Regions from separate parts of the Homo sapiens genome. Here region 2 is linked to region 1. Evidence: read pairs that join two places in POLR2A ChIA-PET (ENCODE). Cell type or tissue: GM12878. All regions are shown on one strand. Each heading gives the region's core, and the rest is flanking DNA. Links, peaks and the distances in the headings are about the cores only.

Region 1 (5,381 bases), core at 101-5,100:
TAGGATACACGATTAGTGCTCATGACACATCTGTAAGATGTTACTCCCTTTTTACGGAAGGGAAACTGAGGCCCAGAAGGGTCAGCAAAAGCCATCACCCTTGGAGGAGGATAGATCTGGGTTTTGATATCACAGGCGCCATCCCCTAATGCCTGCATAACTTTGGGTCTCCTCCTCCACCAGACAGATCCTGCCACCTGTGGAGAGGTCAGCAGGGGACTCCCTGGTTTGCACAGGACCATCTGGATCAGGTAGGAAGGAGGAGAAAACCACTGGCCTCCACATTCTTTAATCCAGCTTTGCAGATAATAGAGCCTGGACTTTCAGCTGATCTGATTCCTGATCAGTTTCTCAATGAGCTGAAACTCAGAGGGAAGAGGAATGTGATTTCCACTCACAATCACCAGACAGGGAGCCTCTTGTGGGCAGAAACTGTTTCTTTCTTATTTTTAGTAAATAAGAAAGTATGTCATATTTAACACATATGAAAGAAAAAGGCAGCATATCTGTGAGTTATAAGGCATAGTACTAAACACTGTACCTCAGACCAGTCCAATCTGTCCCTTTTCCCTCCATCCCCCTGCCTCTCCGTGAAAGGTAACCACTATCCTACAATTTTTTTTTTTTTTTTGAGACGGAGTCTTGCTCTGTCGCCCAGGCTGGAGTGCAGTGGTATGATCCCAGCCCACTGCAAGCTCCACCTCCCGGGTTCACACCATTCTGCCTCAGCCTCCCGAGTAGCTGGGACTACAGGGGACCACCACCACGCCCGGCTAATTTTTTGTATTTTTAGTAGAGACGGGGTTTCACTGTGTTAGCTAGGATGGTCTCGATCTCCTGACCTTGTGATCCACCCGCCTCAGCCTCCCAAAGTGCTGGGATTACAGGCGTGAGCCACCGCACCTGGCCAACTATCCTACATTTTGAGCTTAACCTTGCCTATTTTTTTTTTTCAATTTTAGCAATCTGCATGCATTTCTGAGCTGTATAAAGTTTAGTTGTACTGCTTTGGGGGGCTCTATACAAATGATATCAAATTGAACTTAATCATCAGTGGTTATTAGAGTTACCATTTAAAGATGAATATGCACCTACGTCACAACTCCTGGGTATATATACCCTAGGGCACTACTTCTCATATTTTTTTGGTTTTAGGACTCTTATGTCCTTAGAAATTATCAGGATGTGCACAGTGGCTCATGCCTGCAATCCCAGCACTTTGGGAGGATTGCTTGACTCCAGGAGGTTGAGACTGCAGTGAGCTGTGATCATGCCACTGCACTGATAATAATTATCAAGGACCCCAAAAAGCTTTTGTTCACGTGGGCTGTATTTATTTATATTTACAGTATTAGAAATTAAAACTGAAAAAAGTTAAAAAGTTTAAAAAAGTTAAAATCAGCTTTAAAATAAAAAATAAACTCAATGGATATTAACACATTTTATGAAAAAAATTCTATTTATGTTAAAATTTAGGGAGATGAGAGGCATTGTTTCATATTTTACGATCTCTTTATTGTCTGGCTTACTAGAAGACAGCTAGAATTTCTATTTGTATTCAAGTGTTGCAATATGTTGTTTTGGTTGAAGTATATGAGAAAATTCCAGCCTCACCCAGATATGTAATTAGAAGAGGTAGGAGTATTTTAATAGCCTTTTCAGATAATTGTGGATGTGTCATGCAGCCTCCAGAAAACTCCACAGCATACCCCTGACAGGATGAGAGTGAAAACTATTATGAAAATAGTTTTGCGGCTGGGAGCGGTAGCTCACGCCTGTGATCCTAGCACTTTGGGAGGCCACAGTGGGTGGATCACCTGAGGTCAGTAGCTGGAGACCAGCCTGGGGTGAAACCCTGTCTCTACTAAAAGTACAAAACTTAACCGGGCATAGTGGCGCACGCCTATAATCCCAGCTACTCAGGAGGCTGAGGCAGAAGAATCGCTTGAACCCAGGAGGCAGAGGTTGCAGTGGGTCCAGATTGTGACACTGCACTCCAGCCTGGGTGACAGTAAGACTATGTCTCAAAAAAAAAAAAAAAAAGAAAAGAAAAAATAAAAAGAAAATAGTTTTGCTCGTGTGGACCCTCTGAAAGGGCCTTGGGGACCCCTGTGGGTCCCTGGATCACACTTTGAGGACTGCTGCCTTAGTGAAACTCTTGTACATGTGCACGACGGGGTTGTGCAAGATTGTTCGTTGCAGCATTGTCTGCAATAGAAAAGAACTGGAAACAACCCAAAATGTTGTCTATCATCAGGAGAATGAATACATGAATCATGGTTCATTCACACATCAGAATATTTGTATAGCAGTGAAAATAATGCCTCTTTTCCCCACCTTTGTACATGAGAAGCCTGTGTATTAACAGAGTCCTTGCAGTTTGACTGAGTAGCTCTTTGACTGGTGTACACTAGAGTGTTAAATGAGGCTGAGCATAAAGTAGGTATTTAAGAGATGGACAAAATGAATGAACATGCCCAAAAGCTGTGAATGGAGAGGCCAAGCCAGAGTCACCTAATTTCCTGTTGTGACTTTTGTCATGTTAAAGTCTCCTCTGGCTGAAGCCTTTTCATTTCTTCTGAAACACTTGATTTCAGACTAATGACTAAAAGCTAACTTCCTGTTTTAAAATGATGTTTATGCCACCACAAAATACTTTGCAAATGGTGGGAGTTAATAAACACAAACCCACAGAGAATCCAGCAAATTTATAAAAGATCTTCCCTTTGGAAGTTTGGGAGCACAGAGCTAAAACAAGTACATTTTGTGTTTAAAATTGAGCCTTCTTGCTGGAATAAAAACATCTCAAGGCAAAAGCATTCCACACTTCTGACCCCGGGTTAGAAAGAACAATGGAGAGCTTTGGCCGGGCATGGTGGCCCATGCCTGTAATTCCAGCACTTTGGGAGGCCAAGGCGGATCACCTGAGGTCAGGAGTTCAAGACCAGCCTGACCAACATGGAGAAATCCCATCTCTACTAAAAATACAAAATTAGCCGGGTGTGGTGGTGCATGCCTGTAATCCCAGCTACTCAGGAGGCTGAGGTAGGAGAATTGCATGAACCTAGGAGGCGGAGGTTGCCCTGAGCCAAGACCGCACCATTGCACTGCAGCCTGGGCAACGAGAGCGAAACTCCATCTCAAAAAAAAAAGAGGGAAATATACTCAAGTTTCTATCGAGGTCATCACTGATAAGACTGAAAGCCCTGAGCATTAGTATCCTAGCAGCTGCTAACCTTGTGTGAGGAAGACACTGCATACCTAGAGAGAGTCCCTCAGGGTTGCAAGTTCCTGCTTTTGATAGTTTTGTAAATATATGACCTGTGAGAAATATAAGAAAATAAATAAGTTGAACATAAAGTCATAGTTTCAAACTTTGATGTTTTCATTCAGCCAAAAATCAACAGAACTAATGGTTAAAATCAGACATTTAATGTGTATTTGCCTTATCAACAAAAAATATTATTCAGGAAGCCTTGGTTTAAAAAATCAATTTTTTGATATTTCCTCCTGAATCAACATCTAGTGTCTCAGACATGAAGGGACTCCACCCTTCCTTTCCTGTGTTCTAACTTCCAAGAGTTACCTATGTCAAATTTAGTAGTATTTATATTGATGACCCCATAAAATTGAATGCCGACTTCTGGTTAACAAAGCATTGTAGACTGAGAAATAGACAGATAAACCAACAGGAAAAAAATTCAGAAATAGACCCAAAATATATGAATTAATACTTTAAAGCTGGCATTTCAAATCAAAGGAGAAAAAAAGGGCTGTTCATTAAATAGTATTGAGACAACAGGCTACACATCATTTTCCATTTGGGAAAACCATTTAAATTATATTGCTACCTCACTCCTTATCCCAAAATCAATCCCAGACGAATAGAAACCTAAATGTCAAACATGAAACCATAAAAGTAAAGGGGATGGCACAGTGGCTCACACCTGTAATCCCAATACTTTGGGAGGCCAAGGGGGGAGAATAGCCTGAACCCAGGAGTTCAAGACCAACCCAGGCAACTTAGTGAGACCTCTTCTCCACTAAAAAAATAAATTAATTAACCGGGTGTGGTGCTGTGTCCTGTAGTCCCAGCTACTTAGGAGGCTAAGGCGGGAGAATCTTGGCCCCAGGAGAGGCTGCAGTGAGCTATGGCCACACCACTGCACTCTAGCCTGTGCAACAGACCAAGACCCTGTCTCAAAAAAATAAAAAATAAAAAAGGTACAAGAAGAAAATATAGTTGAATATGTTTATAATCGTGGAATGAAGAAGCTCTGTCTAAGCATGCCATGTAATACAGAAACCATAAAGGCAAACACTGATAAATTTGAGTGTATGAAACTTTAGCCAGGCGTGGTGGCTCATGCCTGTAATCCCAGCACTTTGGGAGGCCGAGGCGGGTGGATTACCTGAGGTCAGGAGTTTGAGACAAGCCTGGCTAACATGGCAGAACCCCATCTCTACTAAAAATACAAAAACCTAGCCGGGTGTGGTGGCAGGTGCCTATAATCCTAGCCCCTTGGGAGGCTGAGTCAGGAGAATTGCTTGAACCCAGGATAGGGAGGTTGCAGTGAACTGAGATCGTGCCATTGCACTCTAGCCTGGGTGACAAGAGCAAAGCTCTGTCTCAAAAAACAACAACAACAACAACAACAACAAAACTTTAAAATTTTCTGAAGAATAAACCTATAAACAAACAAAGACAAAAAACAAACTAATAAAACTCATTACAGTCCAGGTGCGTGGCTGACACCTATAATCCCAGCACTTTGGGAGGCCGAGGCGGGTGGATCACCTGAGGTCGGGAGTTTGAGACCAGCCTGACCAACATGGAGAAACCCCGTCTCTACTAAAAATACAAAATTAGCCGGGCATGGTGGTGCACGCCTGTAATCCCAGCTACTCCGGAGGCTGAGGCAGGAGAATCGCTTGAACCCGGGAGGCAGAGGTTGTGGTGAGCTGAGATCACGCCATTGCACTCCAGCCTGGGCAACAAGAGCAAAACTCCATCTCAAAATAATAATAATCATCATCATTTCTGGAAAGATAGAGTACTATTTGTTTTACTGTGGTAAAATACACATAACATAAAATGTATTATTTTAACTATTTTAAGGTGTATGATACAGTACATTCATAATGTCATGCAACCACCACCAGCATCCAGTTTCAGAACATTTCATCACCCAAAAGGAGACTCAATGCTCATTAGTACTTCCTATTCCTTCCTACCTCTGGCCCAGCAACTACTCATGTGCTTTCTGTCTCTTCGGATTTGCCTATTCAAGATATTTCATACAAATGAAATGATATAATATGTGGCCTTTTATGTCTGACTTTTTTCAGTTAGCATAATGCTTTCAAGGTCCATCCATATT
Region 2 (5,381 bases), core at 59-5,058, 390 kb after region 1:
TCTCTGTCACCCAGGCTGGAGTGCAGTGGCGCAATCTCGGCTCACTGTAAGCTCCACCTCCAGGGTTCATGCTATTCTCCTGCCTCAGCCTCCTGAGTAGCTGGGACTACAGGCACCCGCCACCACGCCCGGCTATTTTTTTTTGTATTTTTAGTAGAGACAGAGTTTCACCGTGTTAGCCAGGATGGTCTCAATCTCCTGACCTTGTGATCCAGCCACCTCAGCCTCCCAAAGTGCTGGGATTACAGGCATGAGCCACCACACCCTGGCTGTAAACACTTTAATTTAAATATGCTATTTTATTTAATCCTCTCAAAAACCTTCACTTTATAATTGAGGAAACCAAAACTCAGAGAGGTAAGATAAGTCACCTGAGGTGTTTCCCCTGAGGCCATACTTCCCACTAGTATCCGCCTATGGGGATACTAAGGCCGACCTGGAAGTTGAGATTGACAGCACTGCTCTGAAGGAAATCTTTAGCTCAAGGACCCCCTTAATCCACTGGCCTTGTTGACCTTTCTTAGAACTGCACTGCCGTGTAAGATACTTTGATGTAACCTTCCTTCCTTCCCTCTCTCCATCACATGGGTCAGACCTGCATTGACGTCTGACGCCTCTCTCAGCCTTGCCAGCTCCCTCTCCAGTTTTGCACACTTACCGAATAATCTCCTGCAGTCTAACCCTGTCTTGATGTCTGCTACTTGGAAGACCTGGGCTAACACAGCCATACAGCTAGTGGTAGCTGGCTGGGCTTAGACTGACCTATATAATCCTTCTTCTGCACCATGTGCCACCTGCCATGAAATGGAAATGTCGGGGACTAATGTGAGCTGCTGCCTGGTTTTCTTTAAACAGCACAGGACAGAACTCCTTAGCCCTCCTCCCTCCCACAGCTTCCTTGCTTCCTTCCAGATGGAGTGACTGGCTGCCTCTGGAATCTCAGGGATCTCTTTGTGCCTGCCTGGCTGCTTCTCACTTTTCCCTGGGACTCAAGTGGGGAAGAAAGTCTACGTAGGTTTATTTATATCTTGAAATGAATCTTCCAGCCTGTTTTACACCTACCTCTCAGTTTCAGGTTATTTTTGTTTTGTTTTGTTTAGACAGAGTCTCACTCTGTTGCCCAGGCTGGAATGCAGTGGCGCGATCTCCACTCACTGCAACCTCCGCCTCCTGGGTTCAAGCGATTCTCTTGCCTCAGCCTCCTGAGTAGCTGGGATTACAGGCACACACCACTACACCTGGTTAATTTTTGTATTTTTAGTAGAGACAGGGTTTCACCATGTTGGCCAGGCTGGTCTTGAACTGACCTCATGTGATCCACCCACCTTGGCCTCCCAAAGTGCTGGGATTACAGGCGTGAGCCACCATACCTGGCCTTCAGTTTCGGTTTTTATTTTGCCTCAGGTCTGAACAATTCCCTCCACAATGACAATGTTCCAAGCTTCCTGAGTGCTGCACAGACTTTGTGACCTGAAAATAAATGAAATAGAAAGTAATCCTACAGATGGTACAGACACCCCCAACTAGGAGGAAGAGCAAGCTTCCTGAAAAGCTGTATAAAGAGCTCTTTCCACAAATTATATTAAGCTTTATAGTTAAGGGGTAGAGGGCTCCCTATCTCAAAGAACCCTGAATCTATGGCTTATTCCCTTTTTTCCCCCAGACCCAGACTATACAGAGTGGTACTGGATAAATATTTATAATGTGAAAAAATGATTATCTTTAATGGAGTCATTTTACAAGTTCAGATTTTCTCATGACCATTTTCTGGAAAGCAGAAAATCTGAAATTGTAACACGGTTAATAATATGAATATTATTAATCATCTAAGTAATAAAATAATGATATAAAATTCTTCCTGCTTTCAGAAATATATAAAGAGGCCACTGAGCCCATATCTCGAATCTATGAATTCTAAATAGTCCTGGCTGCAGTCTCAAGGCTCCAGGCTGAAGAAATGAACATGAATTTGTTTTGTTTTGTTTTGTTTTGAGTCGGAGGCTCACTCTGTCACCCGGGCTGGAGTGCAGTGGTGCAATTTCGGCTCACTGCAACCTCTGCCTCCTGGGTTCAAGCGATTCTCCTGCCTCAGCCTCCCTAGCAGGTGGGATTACGGGTGCGCGCCACCATGCCTGGCTAATTTTTTATATTTTTAGTAGAGATTGGGTTTCTCCATGTTAGTCAGGCTGGTCTCGAACTCCTGACCTCAGGTGATCTGCCCGCCTTGGCCTCCCAAAGTGCTGGGATTACAGGCATGAGTCACCACGCCCAGCCGAACATGAGTGTTTTTAAGGACTCCTGAGAGAAGAGGAGAGAACACCTGGACTAAAAATGCACTGCACTTGCATATCCTGAGGCCAATCTTCATGGTTTTTATGCTCTTATCCACCTAGAGCATCACAAACACCTTTCTGCAGGGTGGCCCATTCTGACATTAGCCAGATTATGTCAGCCCTGGATTGCTCAGGCAAATTATGACTGCCAAGGAATCTAGCCATGGCCTAGAAGAAAGGGGTCATAGCGACTGGCTGTTACAGGAATGCTGACAAACCAGAAAGGAGAAGACACCAGGCCCAAATGATGAATGCTCAGAATTCTATCCGAGGGTTCCAAAACACAACTGCCCCCAGGCCTGGGCCATGCTACTCTAGTCCCTATTTTTCTTTTCTTTTTTTTTTTTTTTGAGACGGTGTCTTACTCTGTTGTCCAGGCTGGAGTGCAGTGGTGCAAACATGGCTCACTGTAGCCTTAGCCTCCTGAGCTCAGGTGATCCTCCCAGCTGAACCTCCTAGTAGTTGGGATTATAGGCACATACCACCACACCCAGCTAATTTGTGTAGTTTTTGTAGAAATGGGGTCTCGCCGTGTTGCCCAGGCTGGTCTCAAACTCCTGGGCTCAAGCGATCTGCCCGCCTCAGCCTCCCAAAGCGCTGGGATTACAGGAGTGAGCCACTGTGGTCCGCCCCTGTTTTTCTTTTCTATCTAAATCCTATCCAGTCCTTAAAGCCCAGTTCAATTTTCACCTCCTCCATGAAGCCTTCTGTGGCTACTCCATTGCATGATGACCTCTAGGCTGTCTCTAGCTTCCTGGGACGCTGTTCTGTACAACATGGCACTTACAGTTGTAAGTCCTGCCTTTTATAGCTAATGGTCTGCATTTGTGTAACATTTGCATTCACAACTTGATTGCAAGTCTCTAGAGAGCAATAGTTTTGTTTTCTTCTCAGTTCCAGGAACACAGTAAATCAACACTTGTTGGTTTGGATATGCAGTAAGCACTCAATAAATGACTGTTGATCTGGCATCCAATAGATGCTCAATAAATGCCTATTGGTTTGGTTTACAGAAAGTGCTCAATAAACGCCTACTAGCTTGGTATACAATAGGAGTTCGGTAAGTGACTGGCTTGATCTACTAGGGTTTTTTTTGAGTCTCCTCTTTGTTGAGGACTGGCTAAGCCGATTGGGCACCAGACCCAGTGGGAAGCTGGTTGGAAGATAGCTAGGACAGGAGAGCTCCCCACAGCAGGCCAAAGTGGAGAGCGAACAGTAGGGAGAACCCAAGCCAAATTCTTGAGAGGGACTAAGAGTCAAGGTCTGGAGAGCCCAGACCTAAATATCAGTTCCTAAGAAGCATCTTCCAGTAACTTCTAACAGCACCTCTTCAGTGAAGCCTTTCCTGACCTCACTATCCAAAGTAGCCATCCCTCGCCCTGTCACTCTCTGTTGCACTCTCCCATCTTACTTACTTCTTAGCATTCACACTACTTGATATTAGCATTTCTCCCCTACCGGGCACCCACCCCACTCCCCACTAGAATGTAATCCCTGTGAGGAAAGACTTCCTTGTTTATCAACACTTGCCTTGTTCACCAACATAACCCCACGGCTAGAAGAGTGCCAGCACATAGTAGGTGCTCAATAAATAGAACTTGAATGAATGACTGGATGAACTGAGAGAAATCAAGAGAAAGGAAGTCAGCAGGAAGTGAATTCAGACAGATCTGGATGGGAACTAGCAAGGTCCTGGGCCTCTGGCGAGAATGGCCCATGAGGCTGTGTGGGAGTTTTCCGCCTTCCTTTATGAGCCTGTAGGTGCCATAAATGGTCGTGTCTGGTAATCTTAAAGGGACGGAGGAGAAGGAAGAGAGGGTCAGCCTACCCCTTTCACATTATTTCTATCCTCAGGGCCGGGCGTGGTGGCTCATGCCTATAATTCCAGCACTTTGGGAGGCCAAGGTGGGTGGAGCTCTGAGCTCAGGAGTTCAAGACCAGCCTGGGCATCATGGCAAAACCCAGTCTCTACCAACAACACAAAAACTTAGCCGGGTGTGCGGGCACACACTGTAGTCCCAGCTACTTGGGAGGCTGAGATGGGAGGATCATTTGAGCCTGGGAAGCGGAGGTTGCGGTGAGCCAGGATTGTGCCACTGCGCTCCAGCCTGGGTGACAGAGTGAGACCCTGTTTCAAACAAACAAACAAACAAACAAACAAACAAAGAAAACACATTAATTCTATCCTCTAACTATAAAATTCTACAATGGCTCCACTTTCTTAACCTTGGGGAGCCCCGTAGGATACTCTCTCGTGGATAACATCAAAACATCTCACAAAGCACATTATGTTTGCTTTATTATACAAGTAATAAGCAATAAACTGGGTTAGTACTCAGAATATACCCACTCCCCTCCCACTCCCACTGTGGGTGGCATATACTTCCCTGCCCCATTGGTGTTGGGCTTGGCCATAGGACTTGCTTTAGCCAATAAAATGTTAGGAAATGAGGTAAACAGAGGCTTTATACATGCTTGTGCATTTTGGCTTGTCTCTTGGGCTCTGACAAGCTGGAAGGTGAAGCGAAGCAAGCTTTTATAACTGTTGCCCCTTCAGCCAGAGCCCCAGAATGAAGGCACGTGGGGCATACAGCCTGACCTGCAGTGAGGAGCCAGACCTAGTCCAACTGCAATTTGACTGATTTAGCAGGGCGGGGCTGAGACAGAGCAGCCCTTCCATGCCCAACCTAAGTCAGTCAAATTGCAGTTGATCTGCAGAACTGTGAGCTTGAGAATAAATCCTTGTGTTGTAATCTACTGAGATTTGGGGCTGGTCTGTTATGCAGTATTATTGTGGCAATAGCTAATAATTATATAATATATATTTACTGTAGAAAAAATTAAAAATATAGATAAGTAAACAGGGAAAAATAATACACCCATGATCCTATCACCCAGAATAAGTACTGTTAGCATAGTGGAATATGGCTCTTGGCTATTTTTCTATATTTCACAGCAATGGGGGCCTAGTATATATACCTTTTTTGTAATCTGCTTTTTCATACCAACATATCATGAGCATCTTTCTAAGGCCATAAGCATTGCAGC

The links. Peaks named below come from ENCODE experiments on the same cell type or tissue, not always from the same donor. Only the 100,000 strongest peaks of a DNase experiment are listed, where the experiment ranks them.
Region 2: POLR2A ChIA-PET joins it to region 1 with 5 read pairs; 2 of 35 experiments call an interaction of 5 or more read pairs at or near these places.

The regions. Positions count from the first base shown.
Region 1 is chr15:63,481,422-63,486,802 of GRCh38, forward strand. No RefSeq gene overlaps it. Among named protein-coding and RNA genes, the nearest start is that of USP3, 20 kb to the right of the region's middle. RefSeq lists an enhancer at 1-147. In GM12878, for the core only: no CTCF peak of the experiment used is centred there; DNase peaks (open chromatin) are centred at 2,520 and 3,214; H3K4me3 peaks cover 344 bases; H3K27ac peaks cover 3,140 bases.
Region 2 is chr15:63,872,377-63,877,757 of GRCh38, forward strand. No RefSeq gene overlaps it. Among named protein-coding and RNA genes, the nearest start is that of MIR422A, 4.0 kb to the left of the region's middle. In GM12878, for the core only: no CTCF peak of the experiment used is centred there; no DNase peak of the experiment used is centred there.